Linked DNA regions of Homo sapiens: all the other regions are linked to region 3. Evidence: chromatin loops called from intact Hi-C (ENCODE). Cell type or tissue: B cell. All regions are shown on one strand. Region 1 overlaps MED23 (mediator complex subunit 23). Region 2 has its middle 2.5 kb from the start of AKAP7. Region 3 overlaps AKAP7 (A-kinase anchoring protein 7).

Region 1 (2,500 bases), 400 kb after region 3:
ATTATAGAAACTCTCAAACCTTGAAGAAGTTCAGAGAGCTAACTTACTTCTATATAGACAAGAGAAAAAACATTAGAACCAGAGAGAAAACGGCCAAATCACTTCATCAAATACTCAAGTATGGCTTTAAAAGGACTATTTGAAATACCAATTAGGACTAGTACCTTGTGATAATTCATGTGCTTGGTGTGCCAGTCATTCTGTAACCAGTGCTCTGGGGAATTTTCCTTCACAAAGTCACTTACTCGATTTCTAAAATCGTTTGGTTTGAGTAACAGCAACTGAATTATGAAATAACAAACCTGGGCTTCATTTCCTTCGTGACTACGCATGGCCTTTGAAAAACAACAGAAAAATTATATGAAAATGTTCAACCTGTGTAAAATCATGAGGGCCATCTGAAAGCCTAGATTTTAACAAAGTAAAATCTCACTATTATAATTTCCTTAGACGTCTAGTCTATCCCAAACCAACTGTTCAGTATTCCCCAAACATATATGACCTTTCTTGCCTATTTCTGGCTTACCATTCCTTCTGCCTGGGATGTCCATCTTTACTTTTAAAAATTTAATCTATCTTTCACAGCTATCACCTAAGCAGATAAGATTTCTCACTGTTTCCTAGAAATATTTTTTCTACACCTCCATCTTATCCTGACATCTTATTGATTTATAGACTTACATTATTCCCCCTAAAATATAATAACTACTTTTATATCTATGCTCCACAGCTAAGGGGTTAACGTTAAACTATGCCACTCCAAATGTCACCGCCATAGAATTTTTTTCAATGTAGCATTTTCCAGCCTACTTCAATATCTTTTTAAAGAAATCTACCCGAAGGCCAGGCGCGGTGGCTCACACTTGTAATCCCAGAACTTTCGGAGGCCGAGGCGGGCAGAACACGAGGTCAGGAGATTGAGCCCATCCTGGCTAACACGGTGAAACCCCATCTCTACTAAAAATACAAAAAATTAGCCGGGTGTGGTGGTGGGCACCTGTAGTCCCAGCTACTTGGGAGGCTGAGGCAGGATAATGGCGTGAACCCGGAAGGCAGAGCTTGCAGTGAGCCAACATCACGCCACTGCACTCCAGCCTGGGCGACAGAGAAAGACTCCATATCAAAAAAAAAAAAAAAAAAAAAAGAAAAAAAAAATTCTGCTGGAAATAGACATCAAAGTCAGGAGAAGAAAAAAACATTTGGGGAATGTTTGTTACCAAAGTGTACAGAAATGGTTATATTCGCACTCTGTAAAGAAACACAGTGACTTACTGCTACTTCCTCCCTCTAGTGGGAGTTTTGGAGAATCAACTCAGGGTCTAATTGCTCATATTTTCAAAGTATCACAAGGCTAGGACCACATCTATTTTATTTACTTCTGTACCTTCTATACATAGAACACAGTTGATATTCAATATGTACTTATTAAATGAATGAATAAGGAAATTGGGGCTGGAAGCAGTAGCTCACGCCTGTAATCCCAGCACTTTGGGAAGCTGAAGAGGGAGGATTGCTTCAGCCCAGGAGTTCGAGACCAGCCTGGGCAACATGGAGAAACCCCATCTCTATAAAAAAGTTAAAAAGAAAAAAAACTAGCTGGGTATGGTAGCATATGCCTGTACTCCCAGCTACTCAGGAGGCTGAGGCAGGAGGAGATTGCTTGAGACCAGGAGGTTGAGGCTGCAGTGAGCCATGATCACGCCACTGCACTGGGCGACAGAGCGAGACCCTGTCTCAAAAAACAAACAAAAAAACAAAAACAAACAAAAACAGAAATTGGAAAATTTCCGGCTCTTTAGGGAAGTGACAGCAATGCTTGATATAGTATAAATTCATTAAATCCTTCAAAGCAATATAGAGCAGATTGGCATAACATATATTAGTCATACATCTTGATCTAAGAGAATAAGCTTAGAAATGTATTTATTCTTACCAGGCAGAGAATTAATCTGTCCAGTGTAACAATGTTATACTTCCATACCATGTCATTAAGAATTTCAATGCATTTATTGAGTTGCTGACCCCCTGCTGATGTAGAAAACTCATATACCAGGAAATCTGCAAATGTCCTCACATGGGCTACCAAGGCCCTGGCTCCAATTCTCTCTAATACTCTGGAAGGCAGAGAGTAAAACATAAACTCCATTGTTGTATGGATACAACAATTTGCCAAATGGAATGCAAATTAGGTTTTTGACTTACCTATAGCCAATCTGATTAATATGATCTGTTTCCAAGAGCATTTTCCAGAGAAGACAAAGAAAGAGAGGAGGGGAGCCCTGCATAGAGAAGTGGGTAATAATGTCGTTTTCGTTGCTCATTGACTTCCACTTCCTATACTCCTCCTCCACATTTTTTTTCAGATTAAAACGGCTTTCCTGAGGCACATTATTTTGTTTGAAGAATGCCTAAAAAGAGGATTAGAAGTTTATTTCATTGGTTATAGTAGAAAGAGCACTGGATATGGAGTTAATAAACCAGTTCTAGACTTGATTCTGAC
Region 2 (2,500 bases), 67 kb before region 3:
CCTAACCCAAGTAGAAGGGTGGGGTCAGGGACTGTTCCCCAAAGGAGGTCACTGACAGTTCCTACTGATCTTGACCATAGCTGCGGTCCCCTGTGACAGCAGTAGGACAGTTCAATGTACTGATGTGGGAAACAAACTCTATTTAATAACTGCTAAATGGTGCTGAGAATGAGTTAAGGTTAGAGATAATCGGCAAACTGACATAGAGGCTTAAAAATCTTAAAAATCCCTATAGGATGTTTGGTTATTGACAGAACCAGTTAATATTGAAAATCAATTAAATAGATAAATTCGGCCAGGCGCGGTGGGTCACAACTGTAATCCCAGCACTTTGGGAGGCCGAGGCGGGCGGATCATGAGGTCAGGAGATCGAGACCATCTTGGCTAACATAGTGAAACCCCGTCTCTACTAAAAAATACAAAAAATTAGCCGGGCGTGGTGGCGGGCGCCTGTGGTCCCATCTACTCGGGAAGTAGAGCAGGGAGAATGGCGGGAACCCGGGAGGCGGAGCTTGCAGTGAGCCGAGATTGCGCCACCGCACTCCAGCCTGGGCGACAGAGCGAGATTCCGTCTCAGAAAAAAAAAAAAAAGATGAATTCATAGGTATTAATTTGTTTTATGAAAGCAAAAAAGAACCAGGTTGCCCAATGCTTTAACGAAGGTTCACCTGCAGCACGACTCATGAGGGCATGGATCCTCTGGTCCACACTTCCCTCTCCCTCCGTATGTTCTGCCCATTCCTCCCTGACTATTAGTACACAGCCCTTTTCTCCCCAGAGGACAATATACACTGGCACAGTGCCAAAACAACTGGATTGGAAGGGTTTAGTTTTAAGCTACCACACTGTTCCTGGACCACAACACCCCACCGAGATTTTGAAAAGCCTGAGCCAATTATTTTCTAGAATGTCACACATTCTGGATTGGTCTGATTCTTTCCTCATCATGTTATTTTACTTGTACCTCTATCTCCTGTATTTCTGGAAATCTGAAAATTATATTTAAAGCCTTAGCAGCTTCAGGTGAAATATTTATGGCAAGACTACCTTGCAGTGATGATATAGCTTTCACAGGAGCTTTCACAGATTGTCCACCATTAATGATGCTGAGTTTAATCACGATAAAGGTGGTGACAACCAGGTTTATTTACATGGAGTAAAAATATGTTCTCTCCTGAGCAATTACCAAGTATTTTGTGGGGGGTAGTATTTTGGCAACTTATAAATATTTCGGTCCACATTAACCTTTCATGTAATGGTTTTAGAATATATTGATGATCTTTGCATCAATCAGTTATCAGTTGTGGTGGCAAAATGGTAATTTTCCAATTATTTTATGTCTCCTATATTTATTATTGAAAATTCTTCTGTGCAAAGCAGCTTTCCCATACTACTACTTCTAAAAAGTCATGGTAAATCTTTCTTTCCCTTTAATTTTTAGAGTAAGGAGACTAAGGAATTGCGTACTTGTCACCTTTAATGGTGGCCTACTAGTTTTTCTTCCTCATTTTTTGAGTATTATTATGGGTATATAGATTTTGTATTCAGTATGTTACAATAATTACAGGTGTTATCCTTTTATGATGTCAGATTATCTCCCATTTGCTCAAAGAAAGCTGTTTCTCGCTAGTCCTTGTGTTTTTGATAGTCCCCATTTGTCTTTGCTTTTTGGCACAAGAAGATGTCCAAGGTTCACCTTGTACTTCCCTTTCTCCCTGTCATTTCTAAAAGAAGCTCTGTGAAAAATTCCTTTTTCAGACTTGGGTAATTAAAATGTTCCTCCACATGGTAGGTGTTGATAAGACTCTGTATTCATAATACTGGTGGTGAAAAATATGTGGCATTTGGGCTGTTACCTCTGCTTAGGTAAGAGAATGAAACTTCCATATATCTCTTGGTACACACCACAGGGGAAGAAAAATCTTTCTCCTGCCCATTTAGTTCACTAGGTTGGACTGTGTAAATTAAATTGACAAAAGACAGATTAAGACGAGAAAAGGATTATTACACATGCACATAGATGCTTCACAGGAAAGAACTAAAAGCCCGAAGAGGCAGTTAGAACTGGGGGCTTCTATACCATTTTAACGATGATAAAGTGTGGAGAGGCTAGACAAAGGAAAAGGGGGCTTAGCCTTTTTGCAGTATGGGAAGGTTACTAGAAAATGTATGGGTTTGTTATGCAGGTAAGACTCATTCTCCTCTTTCTGGTATGGGTGAGTGGTAAAGCTTTGTTGTTTGTTTGTTTGTTTGAGACAGGATCTGGCTCTGTTGTCCACACTGGAGTGCAATGGCATCATCTCAGCTCACTGCAACCTCCACCTCCTGGGCTCCAGCGATCCTCCCACCTCAGCCTCTGGAGTAGCTGGGATTACAGGCATGGGTCACCACGTCTGGTTAATTTTTGTATTTTTGGTAGAGACAGGGTTTTGCTATGTTGCCCAGGCTGGTTTCAAACTCCTGGACTCAAGTGATCCACTCGCCTTGACCTCCCAAAGTG
Region 3 (2,500 bases):
TGACCAGTTAGTTTGCACACCTAGTAGTTTTTGATTAGATGCCAGGCATTGTGAAGTTTACCTTGTTGGATGCTGAATTGTTTTGTATTTCTATAAATATCCTTGGGCATTGTTCTGGTACACAATTAAGTTACTTGGAAATAGTTTTTTGTTTGTTTTTTTGTTTGTTTTGGGCCTTGCTTCTAAGATTTCCTAGGTGGTACTAAAAGAGTACCAGTCCAGAGTTAATTATTCCCCACTACTGAGGCAAGACTGTTCTTTTTACCTAATGTCTCATGAATCTTGGGGTTTTCCAGTCTGGCTAATGGAACAGTATTCCTGGGCTCCATCTGGGTTTCTCCTACTTATAGAAGGCCTTGGACACTCAAGGATATAAGCTGGGACAATCAAAGGGCTCACCTTTTCTTGTTAAAGTACTAGACACTCTTCCCTCTAATCCTTTTGAATGTGTTTTTCCCCAGCCTCTGGTAGTTTCCTTGCACACATGCACTGATCAGGACTCAGCAGAATATTCTAGGGGAACCCTTTGAAGAGCTCTGGAATTTTCTTGGTACAAGTCTTACTTCTCAAGTATTCTGTCCCTTTCAGCTCCTTTGCCTCAATCCAGGAAAGGGCTGGACTCTATCTGTTTCATCTCCTTACACAAGACCTTGGGCATTCAAAGATGTAAGCTGGAATAATCAAAGGGCTTACCTTGTTCGTTTCTCATTGCTCAGGGAAGGTTTCTGCTACTTCATCTTGGAAGCAGAAGTTTGAGATATGAAGGGTTTCAGATAAGCTAGTCCTTTTTTATACTCAGGGAAACCACTGGAATGTTCTGTGAAAATCAGCATCATGTCAGCCCAGCAGTTATTCTGTTTATTAGATATCCCTTTCAAATTATTGCTTTTGTGTGCTTTACCACAGGTGTGAAATCACTGGACATTTAACTGTCATATAGCATTTGTTATCATACACATTGTAGATTTTTTCTCTCTTTTAAAGAAAATATCTGAAGCAGGTGTATAAAGTAATCTTCACTGTAAAATAATTAGTGATTGTTTGAACTGGTATTTTTTTTTACAGTTAAAAAGAACTGAAAATACTGTAGTAGCATTTCTTTGTTTCTCTTTATTTTCTTCAGAGACTGCAAATAGGACATTTCAAGAAAAAGGCATCCTGGTAGGAGAGAGCAGAAGTTTTAAACCTCATTTGACCTTCATGAAGTTGTCAAAATCACCGTGGCTCCGTAAGAATGTGAGTGCATGTTCTTATTGCAAGCCTGTTTTACCAGGCCACACCAGCCATAAGCATGGTCTGGAGCACGAGTGACATTGCTGTGGTCTCTGACACTACTCTTGCTTCTGGGTTTCCAAGTCAGGTTGGTTCCAATTCCCAGGGGTGCTGAGGATGCTCCTGGCCTTCCATGGAGGCTATTTCAGCTTTGCCTGCCTTTGCCACGATGGCTGTTCTTGCATAGTCTGGCCATCATTTATTTCTACCACTGTTGCCTCACCTGCTTCATCCCCTGAAGAGCCTCGAGGTGGTGCCAGAGTTCACTTTTGCTGCTATTCTTGCTTGTGGTTATTTGCATCCTGTTGCTCTCAAAGCTTCCTCTGCTGGCCTGTTACGCTGGTGCTGCTCACCGCAACTGGGTAAGCTTTTTTTACCCCTCTTCCTGTCGCTCTTCAAGGTTTCCAAAAGACCATCTTTCAGCAGTTGCCTCAATTAAGGCCTTGGAACCAGGTATACCGGGGACTGGGCATGAGGGTAACTGAGGGACCCCCTTTCCTGGAGGTACTTTAAAGTACTTCTCCCTAAGGATGGTCAACCCAGTGGCACAATCCAAGTGACAAGTCTTTTGACTTCCCCTGTCTCAGGGTGACTTACTGCCTTTATAGGCCACCCCTTCTTCCCGCAGAAGTCGGAGCAACTTTTGACTTCCGTCTAGGTTCATGAGCATTTCTCCTAAAATCCTAAGGCCACCCTTCATTTTGTTTCCTATTTCAGCCTAGGGGGTTCCTCATGCAAATTCAGACATCTGATGGCCTGCTCTCATATACCAGAGTTTTGGAGATGGGCATGCAGATTAATATCCGCTCCCTGCTCTCCATGACCCTTTGCTGCAGTTAAGACTGATTTGCAGCTCTAGAAATGAAGGCCATGTGTAGTAGTAAGTAGAATTTTTTTTTTCTAAATTTGCCACATTTTGTATTTAATGTCTCTGTCCTCAGAAAAGTCTTTTGGGCCCTTTAAATCATGGGTTTGGGTGACTCACCATCCTATAGTTAAGAGTTTTCTACAAACTATTGCTGAAAATCTCAGAAAGATATCTTGCATGGTTTTTTGGATTACATTGCCACAAATTTAGTAATATCCATATTAGGTATCATTCCAGTATCATATTAGGTATGTTAGGTAAAAATAATTGGTGTAAATGATAGATTTTGAAATATGGGATGACAACAATTTACAAAACTTGTAGACTGACAGTTTGATTCTTTACTGGTTATCTTTCTTG

What was found. Peaks named below come from ENCODE experiments on the same cell type or tissue, not always from the same donor. Only the 100,000 strongest peaks of a DNase experiment are listed, where the experiment ranks them.
Region 1: it touches region 3 in a loop (21-fold over the local background); 6 of 110 quality-filtered maps call a loop at or near these places.
Region 2: a loop joins it to region 3, with 5 times the contacts of the local background. A loop is called at or near these places in 5 of 110 quality-filtered maps.

The regions. Positions count from the first base shown.
Region 1 is chr6:131,596,354-131,598,853 of GRCh38, forward strand. MED23 (mediator complex subunit 23) reads right to left here. Exons shown (of 29, transcript NM_004830.4): 19 at 2,203-2,408; 20 at 1,934-2,114; 21 at 165-335. Among named protein-coding and RNA genes, the nearest start is that of ARG1, 24 kb to the left of the region's middle. In B cell, CTCF peaks have their summits at 1,256 (motif pointing left) and 1,460; no DNase peak of the experiment used is centred here.
Region 2 is chr6:131,131,738-131,134,237 of GRCh38, forward strand. It overlaps a transcript of AKAP7 not described here. Among named protein-coding and RNA genes, the nearest start is that of AKAP7, 2.5 kb to the right of the region's middle. In B cell, no CTCF peak of the experiment used is centred here; no DNase peak of the experiment used is centred here.
Region 3 is chr6:131,198,338-131,200,837 of GRCh38, forward strand. AKAP7 (A-kinase anchoring protein 7) reads left to right here. Exons shown (of 8, transcript NM_016377.4): 6 at 1,124-1,236. Among named protein-coding and RNA genes, the nearest start is that of AKAP7, 64 kb to the left of the region's middle. RefSeq lists enhancers at 1,603-1,652, 1,703-1,802. In B cell, CTCF peaks have their summits at 1,495 (motif pointing right) and 1,704; a DNase peak (open chromatin) is centred at 1,564; H3K4me3 peaks cover 2,461 bases; H3K27ac peaks cover 2,500 bases.